2 separate regions of the Homo sapiens genome follow, and region 2 is linked to region 1. Evidence: chromatin loops called from intact Hi-C (ENCODE). Cell type or tissue: mammary epithelial cell. All regions are shown on one strand. Each heading gives the region's core, and the rest is flanking DNA. Links, peaks and the distances in the headings are about the cores only.

What was found. Hi-C counts contacts between places; a loop is a spot of excess contacts. Peaks named below come from ENCODE experiments on the same cell type or tissue, not always from the same donor. Only the 100,000 strongest peaks of a DNase experiment are listed, where the experiment ranks them.
Region 2: a loop joins it to region 1, with 3.0 times the contacts of the local background. A loop is called at or near these places in 4 of 110 quality-filtered maps.

What each region holds. Positions count from the first base shown.
Region 1 is chr19:46,183,930-46,194,377 of GRCh38, forward strand. IGFL2-AS1 (IGFL2 antisense RNA 1) reads right to left here. Exons shown (of 3, transcript NR_135234.1): 3 at 5,100-6,485. It also overlaps a transcript of IGFL2 not described here. Among named protein-coding and RNA genes, the nearest start is that of IGFL2-AS1, 14 kb to the right of the region's middle. RefSeq lists an enhancer at 6,103-6,397. In mammary epithelial cell, for the core only: a CTCF peak has its summit at 5,700 (motif pointing left); a DNase peak (open chromatin) is centred at 5,682.
Region 2 is chr19:46,109,874-46,120,321 of GRCh38, forward strand. It overlaps IGFL3 (IGF like family member 3), which reads right to left. Exons shown (of 4, transcript NM_207393.2): 4 at 10,194-10,448. It also overlaps a transcript of IGFL2 not described here and the pseudogene LOC100533846. Among named protein-coding and RNA genes, the nearest start is that of IGFL3, 9.6 kb to the right of the region's middle. In mammary epithelial cell, for the core only: no CTCF peak of the experiment used is centred there; a DNase peak (open chromatin) is centred at 5,728; H3K4me3 peaks cover 269 bases; H3K27ac peaks cover 2,484 bases.

The DNA.
Region 1 (10,448 bases), core at 3,278-8,277:
TCTAGGTTTTCAGCATTTTTTCCCCTTCTAGTTGCATCGGTTTTTGCCCCCAAAATTGGTTATTTCCTTTTTGAGTTCCTATTTGATTTAAGGGATATCTGTCAGCATATTTCTTAACTTTCCAGTGATGATGGAGATCACGTTTTCTCATTATTTAATTCTAATTTTATTGGACACACTTCTAATTTTGTTCTGGTAAGGTTTTCATTGCATTCAACACATGTATAATTTTGCTTGTGGGTCATAATCAACCACAAAATGCATGGTGTCTACTTGGGTAGTTCAAAATTATATGTGCCTCTCTCTTTCTTTCAATGTCACTGCTTTCCTTTTTCTTTTTTTTTTCTTTTTTAATTATACTTTAAGTTCTGAGGTACATGTGCAGAATGTGCAGGTTTGTTACATAAGTATACATGTGCCATGGTGGTTTCCTGCACCCATCAACCCGTCATCTACATTAGGTATTTCTCCTAATGCTATCCCTCCCCCAGTCCCCCACCCCCGACAGGCTCCGGTGTGTGATGTTCCCCTCCTTGTGTTCATGTGTTGTCATTGTTCAACTCCCACTTATGAGTGAGAACATGCAGTGTTTAGTTTTCTGTTCTTCTGTTAGTTTGCTGAGAATGATGGTTTCCAGCTTCATCCATGTCCCTGCAAAGCCTTTTTTTATGGCTACATAGTATTCCATGGTATGTATGTGCCACATTTTCTTTATCCAGTCCATCACTGATGGGCATTTGGGTTGGTTCCAAGTCTTTGCTATTGTGAACAGTGCCACAATAAACATACATGTGCATGTGTGTTTATAGTAGAATGATTTATAATCCTTTGGGTATATACCCAGTAATGGGATTGCTGGGTCAAATAGTATTTCTAGTTCTAGATCCTTGAGGAATCGCCACATTGTCTTCCACAATGGGTGAACTAATTTATACTCCCACCAACAGTGTAAAAGCATTCCTATTTCTCCACATCTTCTGTTGTTTCCTGACTTTTTAATGATTGCCGTTCTAGCTGGCGTCAGATGGTATCTCATTGTGGTTTTGATTTGCATTTCTCTGATGACTAGTGATGATGAGCATTTTTCCATGTGTCTGTTGGCTGCATAAATGTCTTCTTTTGAGAAGTGTCTGTACATGTCCTTTGCCTACTTTTTGATGGGGTTTTTGGTTTTTTTTCTTGTAAATTTGTTTAAGTTCTTTGTAGATTCTGGATATTAGCTCTTTGTCAGATGGATAGATTGCAAAATTTTTCTCCCACTCTGTAGGTTGTCTGTTCACTCTGCTGATAGTTTCTTCCTTTTTTCTACCCCCCTCCCTCTCAGTTCCTCTCTTCTTCTCTGGGCAGCTGCTCCTCTCTCTGCCTGCCAGCTCAGTTTCCTTGTGTCTACTACCCTTCCTTAGGGTGGGCCATGCCTCCAGTCCAGCCTGGGGAAGGGCCACTGTGGGTGCTCAGAATCAGAGACATGGGGAGGAGGCAATGATGGGGAGATTTAGGCACCCGCCTTCACTCCTGCTCCCTTAGAAAATCCAGATAGCAGCTGCCAAGTCAAGGAACCTGGGCTCTTCCCTCTACTGGATAAAGGTGGGGGCTCTAGAGTGGTGTGGGAGTCTAGCAGTCACACAGCGTGGTCAGAGCCAATACTGGGCACCTCTCTTTCTAAAAGTTGGATGTGAGGAGACCTGGTCCTTAATTTCTTCTGAAGAGAAGCCTGTTTATTCCTAGAGCTTTGAAAATACCGGACCTGGTTAATACACCCAGTCTATACAGTGAGCTTGGATCATTGAGGTCGTTTTATTATTATTGTTGTTATTATTACTGATGTTTATTGTTGTTATAACCTTGACTAAAGTTTATCCATGAAATGGGTTTGATTTACTGAAGTTGTCGACAGAGGGTCCCCTACACACACCTCGCACCCCGGCCTCCCAAGGTCATGTACATGCCAGGCAGGCAGTCCTATGAGCCCCGGGAAATTTTTAAGACTCCCTCTGAAGGAAGGGACAGATCAGTGATGGCCTGAGAGGGCTATGGTGGGCGTCATCGGCCCGGCCTCCGTCCCATCTGGTGCTGGGTAGTCTTTATGAGACTCTAGGAAAATTTCCTAATCGTTCTCCAGGTCTCGGGAACCTCCTGTTCCAGCCAGGAAGTCTCGAGGTGAGTGTGTCCTTTGCTTGGCAGGGCCCAGTGATCACAGGAGGCTCGCCCCAAATTTCCCCAAGACTCCCTACTGGGGCCGGGCTGATTGCGTGCCGGCAGCCCTGGGTGAAGAAACTCCGTCCAAGGGGCACCAGGAAACGGCCGTGGATCAGGCCGCAGGCAGGGCACCCCCGCCGACCTGAAGACCCAGATCAGACCTGGTGCCGTCCATGCCACTTGTCGGGCGCCACCTGGCAGTCACTTTTAGAGGGTTTTCTCTGGCGCTCCGGAGAATTTTGGATGGGATATTACCCAGCTGCGGTGTCCACAGAAGCGTTCCAGGACCCTGGCAGCGGTGGCAGGCTCTTATCGGTGTTGACCCCATGCTATTGTGGAATAAATTCCTTGACCTTGTTCCTGCAGGGAAAGAGTGCTATGGCCTGGATATGGTCCCACATGGAGGCTGCTTATCAGATTCACTGTCCACAAGTTTATCAAAGCCCAGCTGATAAAATGAACATCACATCCCGTTTCTCCTAGTCACTTGTCCTCCTTCCCCAGGAAACCTCTATCCAGTTGATAGTCTGGCCTTCCAGAAGATATTACAAGAAGGAAGGCTTTTCAGCACAGCATAGATTTGATGGCTGCAGGGACAGATATGGGGTGTTAATTAGCAAATTAGGCGTCTCTTTTCTACCCTTCCCTAAAGTGTACAATTGAAAAACACTGAAGTCCGCTGCTACGTGTCAGGCATTGTTTAGGGGCACAGGGAGTCCCTGGCTAACAGGAAAGACAAGATGCCTGCTCTCTTAACGAGCCTGCTCTTCAGTGTGAAAGAAAAAAATAACCTAAGTTTATTTAAGCTTTGCTCTCAGATCACACGATTATAAAACAGGAGGAACCTGGTAGATAGTGTAAAGTATTTCACAGTGGGGAGACATTAGAAAGGGGGGTTTCCTAAGGATGAGCACTTGCTTATAGGGAGACCAGACCTGGCTTTTCTTTAGCACTTGAAAGATGTCAGACCTGCTGGTGGTTGGACCCAGTCGATGCTGCTGGTATGTGCTACCTGATCAGAGATGGTGAGCATTAACCCGTTTAAACCTGAGGTTGTGCTGCTGGTGTGTGCTACCTGATCAGAGATGGTGAGCATTAACCCGTTTAAACCTGAGGTTGTGCTGCTGGTGTGTGCTACCTGATCAGAGATGGTGAGCATTTACCCATTTATACCTGAGGTTGTGCTGCTGGTGTGTGCTACCTGATCAGAGACGGTGAGCATTAACCCGTTTAAACCTGAGGTTGTGCTGCTGGTGTGTGCTACCTGATCAGAGACGGTGAGCATTAACCCATTTAAACCTGAGATTGTGCTGCTGGTGTGTGCTACCTGATCAGAGACGGTAAGCATTAACCCGTTTAAACCTGAGGTTGTGCTGCTGGTGTGTGCTACCTGATCAGAGATGGTGAGCATTAACCCGTTTAAACCTGAGGTTGTGCTGCTGGTGTGTGCTACCTGATCAGAGATGGTGAGCATTAACCCGTTTAAACCTGAGGTTGTGCTGCTGGTGTGTGCTACCTGATCAGAGATGGTGAGCATTAACCCGTTTAAGCCTGAGGTTGTGCTGCTGGTGTGTGCTACCTGATCAGAGACGGTGAGCATTAACCCATTTATACCTGAGGTTGTGCTGCTGGTGCTACCTGATCAGAGATGGTGAGCATTAACCCGTTTAAACCTGAGGTTGTGCTGCTGGTGTGTGCTACGTGCTACCTGATCAGAGATGGTGAGCATTAACCCGTTTAAACCTGAGGTTGTGCTGCTGGTGTGTGCTACCTGATCAGAGACGGTGAGCATTAACCCATTTATACCTGAGATCGTGTTGCTGGTGTGTGCTACTTGATCAGAGACGGTGAGCATTAACCCATTTGTATCTGAGGTTACAGTTTTTAAATTTGAAAAATCGGACCTTGGTGATGACCTTGAGCAATAGGATATAAATAATTCCCACATTCTTAGCATTCCAATAATGGAACACTAGGCATAAATGGGGTTAATGCTTTCTTGAATAATTTATGAGAGTCTCCAAAAGTTCCAGTTTCACCCTCCCCCAATACCTATTTCTCCCTATCTTTACCTGTTCCAGATCGGTCCTTGGTCCAGCCCCCAGAAAGGCAGGTAACCCCAGGGCATCTTGTGCATGTCAGGGTTAGTGGGGGGCCCAGTGTGTGTACTGTAGACACCCATTTATTTGTTTTGTGGTGGAGCAGTTCATCATGAATCTTGCTGTTTGCACATGATCAGCTAAGTGAAAGGTCCATCCCCAGCCACCGTGACGCTCATTCCTGTGACCGCCCCCCCCACTCTCCTCTATATTGCCTTTGTGATTATAATTTGTGTGGACCAACTCCCATGCAGGATAATTTTGGACTATCAACATAAAGCAGCACAGCCTTGATAATGGGTGATCAGAAGCTCAGTGTGTTCCTCTCTCTATACTGAGGCTTACAATAGACCTCCTGGGTCTTTGTGAACCCATAGTGTTCCCCGTGGGTTCTGTGTTCCATGACCAATGGTTTTCAGATGCTCAGTGTCCTTCCTGGTTGTTGGGGACCCATACCCAGCTGGCCCCTATGGCCATCTGACAGCACTTCAGATGTATGGCTGGTGGGAGGCACCTCACTCCTTGTTTGTCCTCTGATGCCCACATATTTCCTACCCTTGCCTGACAGCTCATTTGCCTCCCAGCATATGGCCAGAGGCACACCTTTAGCAACTCGGACAGAGCCCCCATTCATCCTGGGGCAGGTGGCCAGCTCTTTGTGGGAGCATGGCAGGCAACTGCGAAGTCTTCCACAGTGGGATAGAGAGTCCTGGGATGTAGGGACCAGCCCTACAGGGTCTGTGGGTTTTTCTCCCCATGTGCGGAGACGAGAGATCATAGAAATAAAGACACAAGACCAAGAGATAAAAGAAAAAACAGCTGGGCCCGGGGAACCACTACCACCAAGACACAGTGACCAGTAGTGGCCCCGAATGCCAGGCTGCGCTGTTATTTATTGGATACAAGACAAGGGGGCAGGGTGAGCAGTGTGAGCCATCTCCAATGATAGGTAAGGTCATGTGGGTCATGTATCCACTGGACAGGCGGCCCTTCCCTGTTTGGCAGCTGAGGTGGAGAGAAAGGAGACAGCTTATGCCTTTATTTTTGCATTTCAGAGACTTTTAGTACTTTCACTAATTCTGCTACTACCTAGAAGGCAGAGCCAGGTGTACAGGATGGAACATGTAAGCGGACCAGGAGCGTGACTGCTCTGAAGCACAGCATCACAGGGAGACAGGCCTCTGGATAACTGCGGGCAGGCCTGACGGATGTCAGGCCCTCCACAAGAGGTGGTGGAGCAGAGTCTTCTCTAACTCCCCCGGGGAAAGGGACACTCCTTTTCCCAGTCTGCTAAGTAGTGGGTGCTTTTCCTGGGCACTGACGCTACCGCTAGACCAAAGTCGGCTAGGTAACGGGCATCTTCCCGGGCACTGGCATTAACGCTAGACTAAGGAGCCCTCTAGTGGCCCTGTCGGGGCATAATAGAAGGCTCACACTCTTGTCTTCTGGTCATTTCTCACTGTGTCCGTTCAGCTCCTATCTCTGTATGGCCTGGTTTCTCTTAAGTTATAATTGTAGAGAGAAGATTATTATTATAATGGAATAAAGAGTAATTGCTACAGACTAATGATTAGTAATATTCATATATAATCATATCTACGATCTATATCTAGTATAACTATTCTTATTTTATATGTTTTCTTTATTATACTGGAACAGCTTGTGCCCTCGGTCTCTTGCCTCGGCACCTGGGTGGCTTGCTGCCCACACTGGGAAATGTGTAAGTAACACGTCCTGGGTTGACAGGGTAGAATCTGAGTAATAAATTTGTGAATGAGCCCTTGGGGCTGAAATCAGGAACTCTGCAGGGACCCCAAAGCCCAGAACCCAATATTAAACACGGTGTTATGTGTCAGTTTGCTGGTGCTGCAGAATCAACGACCTCTACATTCAGTGTCATGGAACAACCACATCATGATTGCTCCTGAGTCCATAGGTCATCTCGTGATTCTGTTGATCTGGGCCAGGCTCAGTTGACCTTGATGGGGGGGTTGCTCACATGTCTGTGCTCAGCAGGTAGATAGACTGGATTCTGGTTCATCTACAAAGAACTCATTCACCTGTCCTCAGTTGTCTGGAAATAGGCTTTTCTGGGATGTCCTCAGCTGGGACATCAGGGCTCTGTCTCCTCCATGTGGTCTCTCACCCTCCAACAGGCTGGCCAGAGGGTGTTCACATTGCTTTAATTTCCTGAGAAAGTGGAAGTACCAGAGTCCTTGAGCAAAGTCTTAACTCAAAACTGGCACATGATCGATCACTCCACAGTGTCCTATAGACCACAAATTCCACAGGGTGCAGACAGTCAAGGGAATGGGGACATGGATACCAAATCTTAATAGACGTAAAGTCATATTTTGCAAGTGTGTGAATGAGGAAGGAGAGATAATCAGGACTGTATCTGCAGCCTACCACAGACCCTCCCAGCCCTCTTTGCCAAGGCTGAGGATATTTATCACGCCCCCTGGTAATCCCCCAACCCTCTCCTGTGGGGCAAAGAGCCTTGCATCATTCCTTCCCCCATGGGGGGTGGGGGTTGACTTTGAAGAGACCAAAAATGCATGTGGCTTTAGGGTATTCTGCAAAATCACGGACCTGGATCTTTTTACCATCAAAAAGAAAAATTCAGAAAAGACAATCCCTGAGACTCTGGCCCTCGCCCTCAGAAGAAGGGTTGACTATTCGGGAGTCCCGCTGAGTCATCTGTGGTGCTAGGAACACCAGGAATGATTGAGCCTCCAGTCCAAGCTCCATCTCCCCTCAGGCCCCTCAGTATGCACCATCCCCACAATGCCAGCATTTCTCAATGGACTGGACCTCAAAGTGGGGGAGAAGCAGGTATGTTTTTCTGAGGCATGTCAAGAAAGACTTCATTCTAGATATGTTAGAGATATCTCACCTTCCTTTCTAAATTTAACAAAAAAGTTATTAAATATAGAATTAATAAAGGAAAAATCATACTTCTAGTATAATTTCAAGAGCCCACAGAAAACAGATACTACAAAACTCAGCCCAGAAAGGGAAGACGCAGGGCCATAATGGGAGGGAGAGGAGAAAAGAGACTGATTTGGGGTTGGGAGGCCGATGTAGACTCCAGGGTATGCCTCACTGGAAGGAATGCTATTCCTCACTGAATTTTCCCTCCCAGGGCGGGGTGAGGGTCAGATTCAAGTTTGGCCTCAACCTGAGCTGGGCTAAAGAGAAGATCAGGAAGTGAGGATGAGGATGAAGGAAGGTGGACAGGACTAGGTGGTGGTGGGAACAAGTAAACGTTGCCAGAGTGGATAGGTGCATCCTGGGAAAGAAAGCTCTGAGCTCTGAGGTGTGTCTTTATGTCATACTTTGGATTGAGTTCTCAATCTCACCACCTGCAAGGAACAGGGAGGGCAAGAGACATGAGGGCCCTTTTCTCTCTCCTTTTTTTCTCCAAAAGAAAGCATGTTTTTGGAGAGCCGCAGGTCATCACAGACTCAGGGGCCTTGTGAAATTATGCTGGGAAGCAGAAATGAGCAAACCGGCTTCTCATGTTTGTTACTTTGTCTCACAGTGACCACCATAATTTCATTAAATATTAGCTCTCTTCTCCCCCCATCATTTGATTACTCTTTTTGTAAAATATGGGATTTTTACATAGTTTGACTAAAAGTATCTGATTTTCTTTTGTAATCTTATTTACTATTTTATTTGTAATCATTGAATTTTTGATTCATACTTTTCTTCTTGGCATAGCTTGTTTTCCATTATTTTATACATGTGAGAGGTGTTCTTTTAAAACTTCATCAGCACAGCAATAAAGTGAAAACCAAAGCTCCTTTTCCACTCTAAGCCCTTGTCTTTCTCCTTGGAGTGATTCACTGTCCTCTCTGGTGAGAACTCAGGGTTCCAAACGTGCCTAGAAGAGCACACCCACAGGGACACAACAGTGGGCAGCAGGGGCTGGGGTGCAGGTGCCCTGTGGCTAGCGCTCCCAGGTCAAACCCTGACCTTGCCCCACTGACTGTGACTGTGGGTGAGTTATGAAGCCACTCTGTGTTTCAGTTTCCTCATTTGTAAAATGATGATGAAACCCAGACAAGATGAATCAATAATTGTAAAGAGTTATGAAGAATGCTCGATGCTCAAATTACATTAAACATTGTGGAATTGCTTTTCTGAAAATATTTTGTTTGTTATAACTTTACATAAATGCCTCATTCTTTTGCTTTTTTTTTTTTTTGAAATGGAGTCTCGCTCTGTCACCCAGGCTGGAGTGCAGTGGCATGATCTCAGCTCACTGCAACCTCCACCTCCTGGGTTCAAGCAATTCTCCTGCCTCAGCCTCCCAAGTAGCTGGGACTACAGGTGCCCACCACCATGCCGGGCTAACTTTTGTATTTTTAGTAGAGACAGGGGTTTCACCATGTTGACCAGGCTAGTCTCGAACTCCTGATCTTGTGATCCACCCACCTCGGCCTCCCAAAGTTCTGGGATTACAGGTGTGAGCCACTGCACCCGGTCTCTTTTGCTTTTTAAATAGAATTATTTGAAGTATTTTTGAAGAACAAAGCATGGAGTCATCCCAGCCTTTCTAGTGGCTGAGTATTATTGTGGTATAGTAATTCCCTCTTATCTCCACTTTCACTTTGGCGTAGGTTTCAGTTACCCATGATCAACTGTGATCTGAAAATATTAAATGAAAATATCAGAGGCCAGGCATGGTGGCTCATGCCTGTAATCCCAGTACTTTGGGAGGCCAAGGTGGGTGGATCACTTGAGGTCAGGAGTTCGAGACCAGCCTGGAAAACATGGTGAAATCCTATCTCTACTAAAAAATTACAAAAATTAGCCGGGTGCTGTGGCATGTGTCTGTGATCCCAGCTACTTGGGAGGCTGAGGCAGGAGAATCACTTGAACCCGAGAGGTGGAAGTTGCAGTGAGCCAAGATCGTGTCACTGCACTCCAGCCTGGGGGACAGAGCAAGACTCTGTCTCAAAAGAACAAAAACAAAACACAAAACAAAGAAAAAACAGTTCATAAATTTTAAAGTTGCGTGTCACACTGATTGTGAAATGCCGTGTCGTCCCGCTCTGTCCTGCCCCGCTGGTGAGTCATCCTTCGTGCAGCATATTGACACTGTAGATGCTACCGGCTCAGTAGTCTCCAGTAGCTGTCTCAGTTATCAGATCAACTGTCATGCTATTGCAGTGTTTGTGAAAGTTTCTCAAGAGGGCTTTCTTTATCGTAAAATAAAACCTTTATTTTACTTTGTAATGGCCCCAAACTGCAAGAGTAGTGATGCTGGCAATTCAGATATGCCAAACAGAAACTGTAAAGTGCTTCCTTTCAGTAAAAAGATGAAAATTCTCCACTTAATAAGGAAAGAAAAAAAAATGGGCTGAGGTTGCTAAGATCTATGGTAAGAATGAATCTGCTGTACCTGAAATTGAGCAGGAAGAAACAGAAATTTGCACTAGCTTTGTGTCCTACCTCAAACTGCAAAACTTACAGCTGCACTATGTGGTAACTGTTACAATATATTGTAACTGTTCTATTTTATTCTATCTTGGATGTCTCCCTTCGATGTAATGATGCTGCTCTGTCCAGCAGACACCGCTCTCGGGTCTAGGCTGCTATCAGTTCAGGAAGAGATGGGTATTTCTGGTCAGAGTATTACCACAGTGTGTTGGCTCAGCCTCTCTGTTTCCACCAGAGCCCAACAACATGTTAATAGCTCCTTCAGAAAAGGTGCATGATGAGTGGCCATTTCTGGGAGCCTAGAAGTCCAGAAACTTTGCGGTCATCAGACTCTGATGGCTTTTCCTTTTGGTCAGATTCCAGTCTTCCTCATCTCCTAGCACTGAAACTTGTCATTCAAATGGGGAGCTGGGCTCTACGGGACACAGGGGCCTGAGTAACTGCCTGAGGTAGGGCCTGGAGTGCATTGTACTCCCTGGACCCCCACTGGGGGTCCCTGGAAAGCAGCTATGTCTCTGGTTATCTGGTGCAGGGGGACCACCAGAATGCCCAGATGGAGTCTATGTTGTCTTTAATATCCAAAATACCCAGTGAGGCGTTGACTCCACGGTCTGCAAGGGCCTCTCTCTGCCTGGTACCAGATATCAGATGTGGAAAGGCTGTCAATCTCTTTGTTAGAAACCTCCTGTGGTATCAGCCAGG
Region 2 (10,448 bases), core at 3,221-8,220, 74 kb before region 1:
TTCACTTCTTTTGTGGATCTTTAGTTGCTTCAGGCCATCTGGATGTATACATGCGGGTCACAGGGGATATGATGGCTTAGCTTGGACTCAGAGGCCTGACACTAATAACTGTAAGTTTCTGTTTTTCGTCTGAGCTGCATAACAAAGGTCACAAGACATGTTCGAGTAAGCCTAGATTGTAGCCCTCCAGGCACCACAGCAAAGGACATAAGTTTGGACAAGATTCCTTTGAGCATAAGCTAGATAACAGCCATCGGGGCCACATAGCAAGAGACACACGTAAACCTGAGTTATGAACCTGTCACTGTTTGATAAACTGCCTTTGTTCTGCTTCTGTACATTCACTTTTCATGCCACTCAGAAGAAGGTGTATAAGCAAGACCCTGTCTTTGTTCAGGGCGCAGTTTTTGGATGTTAAGTCTGCTGGGTCTGAGTGTACTCAATAAAGATGCTCCTGTATTTCACCCTCAGGTCTCTCTGGTCCTCCTGATTCCTGCAACAACACAATCACTCACTGCCTTTTTTGGCTGAGGATGGGGGCTCCCCTTGTCCCCTGTGGCTCTCCAGTGTTGGTTTTATGATACATCAAAAACTAATATTATACTTTCATATTCTCATTGCTTGTTTCATATCAGTGGCAGCAATTTTTCCAAATAATTTAGTATACAATTAAAGTGGCAATGTAGAGTTTACTTAATGGACTTGTTATAATTAGGAACCAGTTTTATACACAGAGAATCCATAAAAATACAACTTTTTTGCTATTTTATCCTTTGGCTATGCAAAAAGTTGTTCAATGTTTACTGTAGGTGTTTGTTTTAAGCATGCAATACAGTTTATAGTGGAGATACCTTCTGACAAGAAGTAAACACCCAGAAGTGATTTTTGTCTTCATTAGAACTCATTACTATTTGTCTGTTTTCCAAGATGATACGATACATCATGATCTTATATTTTAAAATTCTGTTTCTATATGTAATTTAAATAAGTTATTTTACTTATACAATTAATGTTTCATTCTGTATTTAAATTTCCTGTAAGAAATATTCCTTGATTTAATAATGAGGAGCTTTGTTATTTTTTTAAAATATGGTGACATGTTTCTTTATAATTATGTACAATTTTTTTTACTTCTAGCAACATAAATACTGAGTCATTTATTCTTTATTGCTCATACCCCAGGGTAGTTGTTGAGTTATCTTACATGATGTAAGTACCGTCTTTTGCAGTACTTTATACTCTTCGTTTGTTTTGTTATAGCCAGAACATTATAAAATCCAGTTCTTAGATCAGACATATGTTGAAAGTAACCCTTTTTCCACTTGAATTGTTAAATTGTTTAATCTAGCATCTTTACTCCTACAACTTGCAGTACCATTCTTTGTTCCAGCACATTGGATGTCACCTCTATATCAGTTGGTCCTGTCCCAATAGTGGCAGAATGATATCAAAAAGTGAAGGTCTCAGTGTAATATGAAGCCTCAGTTTTTAAAATAAGTATGTATATCTGTTGGATATTCTGGTGGTAGTCTCAAAAGGATGACCTGATAAACTGACAGGCATCTTTAATTAATGGGACAACACTGAGAGGTATTCATATGGCAATAAAAAGAGAATAGAAGAGTTAAGCAATAAGCCACCCACACCGCTCTGTGAGCATAATGGATATGATCACACCCACATTGCCAAGTGTGTCTGCCAAAACATATGGAAATACATCTTTCTTCTAGCACTCATGCCTCATTAATGGCTGTAACTGTTTCACAGTCATGGTGTCCACGTATATGATACTAATGGCTATGATTAGATGAGTCACATCTTCATTGAGTAGCTCAATAGGTATTGTTATGGGCATAGATACCAATCAGGTTTACTACCAGCCCCGTAGCTGAGACTGGTGTTAATATGTGTATCTAGTCCTAGAGGATCAATTGAACCACTGACTAACACAAAAACAAGTTTTGCCATTAGAAAAATCTATTAATAGAAACCCAAACCTCACCATTATGAAGTATATCCATGTAACAACCTGTAAATGTACACCCCGAGTCTGTACAAATAAAAAAGATTACATTATGATGAAATGGTGAAACAGAAAGCTTTGTTACATGGAACTTTTCCTGTTGCATTCAAAACTGCTTCATTAAATAGTCCTGCAGAATAGACTCTACGACTTTCAAAGCTAGGAGAAATTGGAGTGACCAGTTTATTCCTTTTATGAAGAATTATCCCTGAGATGCCGAACATCTGTGTGTCAGAAGCTCCCAGCTAACTTTCAAAAGGCAGTTTAATTTCCAATAATAGTAATTCAACAAAACTGAGAGTTTAAATTAGGCAATTTAACTAATAGGCAAGTATTCTTTGTTGTGCTTCACATTTATTTTGGAGGTCCAAGATCTGCAATTATGACAAAAACCACCACCACCACCTGAGGGTACATTCTGTTTGGCCTTAAATAATTATAGTGGCCCCCACCCCATGTCAGAAATTGGTTTCAGAGTGGACTAGTGACCCTGTTTTTCCAATGAGAAAGGAAAAAAGCTGTGGGGCTTCTAGGAAGGTCCCTCCTTCCTAAGAAAAAGACTGAGAATCTCTTTGGATCTCTGGACATTGCTGTGTTTGGATGTGATACCAGAACTGTTCCATCCATGTGCCAGGAGCCTGGAGGCGAAACCAGTACAGTCAGGACCACAAAGCATAGATGAACACAAGCTGGGACCTTGAGGACATGGATGAGTGGCTGAATCAAACAGCCCTAAAACTTGTTTGACCTTAGAACTTTCAAATATGTTAGAGAATAGATTTTCTAATAGCTTAAGCCTGCAGAGGAGGAGTGGGAGTAGACAGCTTGTCGCTGTGATGGCTGCCAGTGGCTGAAAGTGATTTGGAAGAATCATCACATTCTGGATGTAATGTAATGTTTTGGTTTGGTTTTTACAAATCTGCTATCAAATTGATGATGTGGCTCATACTTGGTAATGGTGTCAAGGAAATACAGTACATTAGAGCTGCTGCTCAGAGTGGAAAGGTGCATGTTAGGAAAGAGGTCAATTCCTTCAAAACACTTGTAAGTTTGTTTTAATACCAATTGAAATACAAATGGAATTTTCTTGGAGAAAAGAAAAAGTCTATTAATAAATTGAGAGAGAATTTCTATTTGGGTGCACCCATAGGAGAAAAATCCCATTGCATTCCATCTTTTCATCAGGGCAGCAATAAATATCATGACTAAAACACATCTGTCATAGAGTGTGTGAAATACATCTGAGATGAGACCCAGACTGCTGGTCAACACATCATAGAATGATTCTACAGAGGCAAAAAGCGTTCCGTCCTCTCTTAGAGGGAGATGAAAAGACGTTGGTAGACAAAATGAAGACCTAGTACTCACTATCACTCCTCCAGACAGGATGTGTTCTGCACTTTCCTGGTATGCCATTTTGTTCATAGCCTGAAGTCAGACTGTTGTTGGATGTATTCAGAAATTTCCAAAGCACTAATAAAAACAGGAAAGGATCAATCATGGGGACATTTGGAAACTTCCATTTTGACTGAACAAATGGAATCCACGTAGATATCCAGGATTACGACAAAGAAGATAAGCATTGTGGAAGCCATAAAGGGAGAAATCCAAGATTTATCTTTAACCTCAGTTGTCACAGGAAAGACAATGACCCATGGGCACAAGAGAAGCAGGAAATAAGATGGGATAAAGCTTGAAGACTTTTGGCTCCACTGATGTCTATAGAGAGCTTTCTGGGAGCTGTATGAAAACCAGCTTTACACCACAAAGCCAAGACTAGCAATAATATTCCATGCTTGTTATCTGCCATGTCTAAGAAGGCAATGGTTGTGTAAAGCATGTAAGTTAGAGCCCTGAACTACCCTAATTAAATGGGGTGTTCAGCCGTTTTAGCCTTGAGATCATCACTGTCAAAAAACAGCAATAAATAGATGACAGCAATAATGAAGAAAGCAGTCCCCTGTATTGAAGTTCTGCTCTGTGTTACAAAAAGAGCTTGGTTTATGGCTGTATTTCTTAGAGATGAGAGACAAAATATACAGACAATGGCCAGACCACATATAAAAACAGAACTCTGACCCATAACCTACAGCAGCCTGCCTAGGAAATCAACCCACTTTTCTACAATAAACAGCCCAGGAAGCCACTTGCTGTAAGTCACACTTGTAGGAAGTCAGACTTTCTCTGGTAACAATCCAGGAAACTAAACAGTAACTCCAGTAACAGTCAGCTCCAAATGGCCAGGACTTTATTAATAACTGACAACTTCCCAAATTTTTGTTCCTGTTTCTAACTTAGGAGCAACGTAGGAAAGCCAAATACGTACCCTAAACCAATCCCATAGGATGCTGTGCATCTAGTTAGCTATCCTCAGCTTCCCCATGCCAACAGCCTCCAATCAGGGAACATGCGAAAAAAAGGGTGATACCTTTTCCACTATAAAGCTTTCCTACTCCTCTGCTGGTCTTTGAGTCTCTCCCAAAATGGAAGTGATGGTGGCTGACTTCTTTGTTGTAGAATAGATAGCCTTTACTTTCTTATTTGGTTAGTCTTTGTTTTCACAGAAGTTATTGGCGAACTCCATTTATTAAAGTCATGGGTGCTGATATGGTTTGGCTCTGTGTCCCCACCCAAATCTTACCTTGAATTACCCCACATGTTAGGGAGGGACATGGTGGGAGGTGATTGGATCATGGGGGCAGTTTCCCTCATTCTTTTCTCGTGATAGTGAGTGAGTTCTCCTGAGATCTGATGGTTAAAAAGTGTGGCACTTTCTCCTTCTCTCTCTCCTGCCACCATGTAAGATACGCCTTGGTTCCCCTTTGCCTTCTGCCATGATTTTAAATTTCCAGAGACCTTCCCAGCCAAGCGGAACTGTGAGCCAATTAAACCACTTTTCTTTATAAATTACCCAGTCTCAGGCAGCTCTTCATAGCAGTGTGAAAATTGACTAATACAGGTGCTTTTTGAAAATGCAGTTTCCTGGACTCCCCACAGGTTTACAGAATCAGAATCTCTGGGAGTAAGGCCCAGAAATTTGCATTTTCATCCATAGCCCTAGTGGCTCTCATGCATACTAATATTGAGGACCAGTGTCCTAGAATATTTGGTGATTATCTTTCTCTGGCATTTGTATCACACCTATGTTCATCCATAGCCCTAGTGACTCTTGTGCATGCTAATATTGAGGACCAGTGTCCTAGAATATTTGGTGATTATCTTTCTCTGGTTTTCGTATCACAACTATGTTATGTGTATGAAATACCTAACTATCCCCACTTGTGTGTTTCAAAAGGTCCTTTTGCCTACAGGAGCAGGCTAAATCTCATGACATTCCCCACACTCAATCCTCACCCAGAATTCCTGAGCTCTGGGGAAGGTGCCATCTCCAGCCTGGTTTGCAAGCCAGAAACACAGGCTCTCTCTTACAGGGAAAATGAAAATACATTTTAAAAATGTGAATAACCCCCAAAATATCAGGTAAGGCACATAAAACAAAAATAAGGCGGCGTCAGTAGAAAACACAAGACAAAATGAAATGCAGCGAATCACTGGAAATGTTGAGGGAAGTAGCAGTTCTGGGTCAGGGGAGGCAGAAACAGCTACAGCTTGGGAGCTGTGGCCAGTGTGTTCTCTGAGAGGTAGCTATGCAGACCCAAGCTAACAGCCAACCCCAGAAACCTCAGCCTGATTCAGATTCACCTCAGGGTGAATCTGGTGACTCAGCCTGAGTGGGAGCAGTTTCACTACCCGACTCTCTGTGTAATTTAATCTTGTGTTTGCAGCCAATACCTAGCCAATACAGAAAATTAATGTATGGGAGGAGGCCAGCTGCTCTTGACATGGAAAGTTCAGATTATTTTCAAGCTTCAAGAAGGGAACCAGCGACAGGGATAAATGAATGAGTAGAGCCACTTACCAGCAAAAAGCGTTGGAATTTTTTCTATACCACTCCAGCCCCTCATTGCAGGGCTGCTGTAGAGAACTGATGTCCCCAGTTCTGCCCATCTCAGGTATACTCCAGGAGGCTCGCCGGCTGACAGCTTCCTTGCTCTGCCGCCTGTGTGAAGGGGCTGCCACTCTCTGTTCTCAGGTCTTGGTGACTGATGATGGGTCCATTTTTCCTTTTGTTGATGTTATAAGTGGGACTGTTAATTCTATTTTTGGATTGTTCATTTCCCAATCTTTTTTTTTATTATTATACTTTAAGTTCTAGGGTACATGTGCACAACATGCAGGTTTGTTACATATGTATACATGTGCCATGTTGGTGTGCTGCACCCATTAACTCGTAATTTACATTAGGTATATCTCCTCATTTCCCAGTCTTTTAAGACATACCAAATAATTTTCTCTGTGAGTGTGAGCTTACAGAAAAGAGCTCTCGTTGTCTTTCTGGCAGCAACACCGTTGATAATGCATTGCTGGCAATATCTACTTGTGGTTTTCTGTAAAAATGCTGTGAGTTTAAGGACATTTACCTAATAGTCTGACTGGGAAATCCTAGATTTTAGTAATTAAAAAAATACATTGCTTTGCCTCTAGCAAATAAGAACAATGTCTCTTTGCTGATTCAGATATATTGAATCTTTCCAAAGCATTTGCTTTAGTTAAAGCAATTTTTGATTAGTATTATTCTAATTAGAACAATTTTTAAATTTTTACAGATGAGGTTTCACTCTGTTGCACAGGCTAGTCTCGAAATTCTGGCCCCAAGGAATCCTCCTACCTCAGCCTCCTGGGTTGTGGGGATTACATGTGCTTGCTACTGAAGCGGGCCAATTAGTATTTTTTTAATGGACAAGTTATAATTGTGTGCATTTATTTGATACAATGTGATGTTCTAATTCATGTAACGGAGTTCTGGGAAAGTCATACCAACCTACAGTGGTACCTTTGTGGAAAGATTAAATCAAGCTAATTAACATACCCATTACCTTGCTTATTATTTTTAGTTTTAATAGAGCCAGTAAATCTTTTCACACTCGAATTTAACTTATATTAAATTATTTATATTGTACAACTTACACAAGTTAAATTAATTAACTTGTTTATCTTATATTAAATTAGGCAATTATAATAACTAGTAAAAATTTTATATACTGGTTTGGCATAAACTTAATTGATTGGAGTAAAAGTAGGCAAGGATTTGATTCTAAAATGAAGCCTTAAAATCTTGAGCTTTATTTTGACTATTTTTTTCTCATTATGTAAGGTACTTTATTATTTATTTTTAAAATAATTTTAAGCTTTAATTGAGCTAAGCCTATTCAGTAAGTTTTTCAGTATACCTAGAGAATAAAGGTTAATTGAGGCTGCAGTTAGGAAGATTTCTCTCTTTTTAAATTTTTATATTTTGTAGATATTTTGTAGGTATGAGGTGTCACTATGTTGCCCAGGCTGGTCTTGAACTCCTGGCCTCAAGTGATCATTTTACTTCTGCCTCTCAAAGTGCTAGGATTACAGGTGTGAGTCATTGCACCAGGCCAAGAAGAATTCTCTTAAAAGTCAATTTTTTTTTCTGATTGAATTGGTGGTTTCCAGTCCCTTCTTTTTTGTTGTTTTTTGTTTGTTTGTTTGCTTGCTTGCTTGATTTTTTTAGAGACAGAATTTGTGCTGTCACCCAGGCTAAAGTGCAGTGGTATAATCATAGCTCACTGCAGCCTCAAACTCCTGGGCCCAAGGGATCCTCCCACGTCAGCCTCTCAAGTAGCTGGGACTACATGCATGTGCCATCAAGCCTGGCTAATTTTTTTGTATTTTTAGTAGAGACGGGGTTTCACCATGTTGGCCAGGATGGCCTCGATCTCTTGACCTCGTGATCCACCCACCTTAGCCTCCCAAAGTGGTGGGATTACAGGTGTGAGCCACCGCGCCCGGACTACCATCTGTTCATTTTTAAAATGAATCTTGCTTGGGACTACAGGCCCCAGAATGGAGATAGCACTTCTTCCTGCAGGAACCAGGGACCACCTCACTCTCTTGACACTACAGAGCCTGCCTTCCTTAGCCCCTGCTTGTTAGGTGCTCCTAAATGCAACCTTTGTGGCCATACTTAGCATGCAGTGTCCTCCCTCAGGCTGTGAGCATACGTGGGGCTAATAATCTACTGTTGATTTTATCCACCCAGAATTAACGTCCTGTGTTTTGCCATCCCCACAGCCCTAGGGTGGGCATCCTTTTCTTATAAACAAGGTAAACAGGAGGCAATTAAAACAATAAAAAATTTTAAAGAGAAGTTTAGTGTTCATAAATGTCTTTAACATTAAACCACCGATAGTCTAGAGGCAGCCTTTCAAACTTCTATAAATTGGAATAGACTTTGGAGATGAATCATAACGGCTGAATAGATGCAGGTATGTTTGTCTCCCCCACAGAGAAAACCAGAATAGCAAGTAGATACTCACATTTCAAACAAATGGTCTAGGAGAGAATGCTGAGGTTCACCAGAGAAGAGATGGGAAGCACCAGAAGTAAGAAAAGGGTTTGAGGCAGCTTGCCCACCTGGGATTGACTGAGCTGGGAGAGGCTCCTGGAATGTGTGGGGAAGCAGTAAGAGAGAAAGCCCCTGGGCTCCACACTCCTAGACAGGCTTTTATAATCTTGGCTGTGGGAGAAACCCCGGACTCATTAGGGCCTCCGGCCTGACATATGAAGCTGCCCAAAGATGTTGCTCCAGAAAGGGAACCCCCACACACTCCCACAGGCATCTGAACCCTGGGCAGCCTCAGATGGGCACCATTTTGAGAGCCCAGACATCAGGTATCTACAGACAGCTGCTGCCACTTTACTGCTGCAAGGAGGCAGAGGGGAGACCAGGCACTCCCATGCACCCCTGGGAGAGTTACTGCCTCCCTGCTGAAGGCTGAAGTTGAGACTTACACGTGAGCAGACTGCATTCCCCATAGCTTCTTGCCCATGCTGCTTGCCTGCGAGGGACCTCAGCCTCTCTGGTTGCAGGCCCAAGGTGCAGTTTCCATAGTTTAAGTTCAGGCTGTGCCCTGCCCTTGGCCTCAGTTTGAGTTGACATGGCTGCAGCTGTGGCCCGGTTTAGGAGGGACAGGGAGTCCAGACTCCCTTATACATACTCAAGATAATACTCAACACCCTGCTATGGGATGATGCTTTTCTGGGAGGGATCTCTGTTTTGTCTGGTCACAAGCCCACAGCTGGCACCATTTTGAGAGTTTAACACTTGGCTGTGCCCCGCCCTCCAGGTGAGTTTGAGGTGATGAGTTCCACACCCTGCTGGGAGAGGAACAGGGTAGACTAAGCTCTCTTACCAAACAGGGTAGTCCAAGCTCTCCAGGGTACACCACACTTAGGACAGTGACCACTGCAGTACTACAAGTGACTGTGGGACTGGGGACAAGCCTGCCAACTGATCGCATCTTCTTGTAACACCAACATGGAGGGCTTGGGTCCCAGTGAGCTGTTCTACCACTGCTACTGCTATCTCCCATGCCACACCAGCTGCCCAGAGGTCTGAGAACCTGCCCACACACAGGGATCATCGTTCCCACTGCAAGCTTCTAAGCCAGACATCTGGAGGCCCAAGAATCAGCCCCTAGAACCTACTGACTGGAGCCAGGGTATGCTGCTCTGGGGCCTAAAAACAGTCATTCTCATCCCACTGCTGCTACTACTGGGGCCAAAGACTGGCTTAGTTGACGTCCAAGTTCCCAGTTAAACTTTACTACAACCTCAACTAATAGCTGTAGCTTAAGCCACTGAGGAAATCACAGATACCACTGACCCTGAATACTGCCAAAGAAGTCATGCAAAGACCACTCTACTGCAGGTCAATTGGGATAATTTCCCTAACCCCTTCACAAGACTTGTGACAGAGGTGCCTCACTCGCTCAGCCTGTAGTGCTCAATTGCTCACCAGTGGGTGGGGTGGGGTGGGGGTGCAGCTTGCCGGCAAGGGGATGCAGGAGCCCGGGTAGGTGTGTTTTGGGCACTGGCAGGAGCACAACTGTGTACTGGCCCTGCAGCAGCATCTGGGGGATGCCCACAACTCATGAAGCCTCAGAGGGAGTGTTACAGTCAGTGCTCTTTTGGCTCTGCCATCCATGAATGGCTTAGGTGTTGAACAGCTCGGTGTGACAGCCCTCTGTATCCTGAGCTCCTGCTCAGTGTCCAGGAAGAATCAGGTTGCATGAACGAATTGAAGATGGTAAATGTGGGGGATTTTATTGCCGATGAAAGTGGCTCTCAGCGGGAAGGGGAGCTGGAAAGGGGATGAAGCAGGAAGGCATTCTTCCCCTGAAGTCTGGCCATCCCCAGCTGGGCTCCTCTCCAAAGCTATGTCATTGAGCCATCCCTCTGAAGTCAAGTTGCTTCTCTCCGAAGTTCAACTGTAGTCTCCGATGTCCAGCTGCTTCGTCTCTTCTCCCCTTGTCTGCCGTCTGCCAGTGGAGCC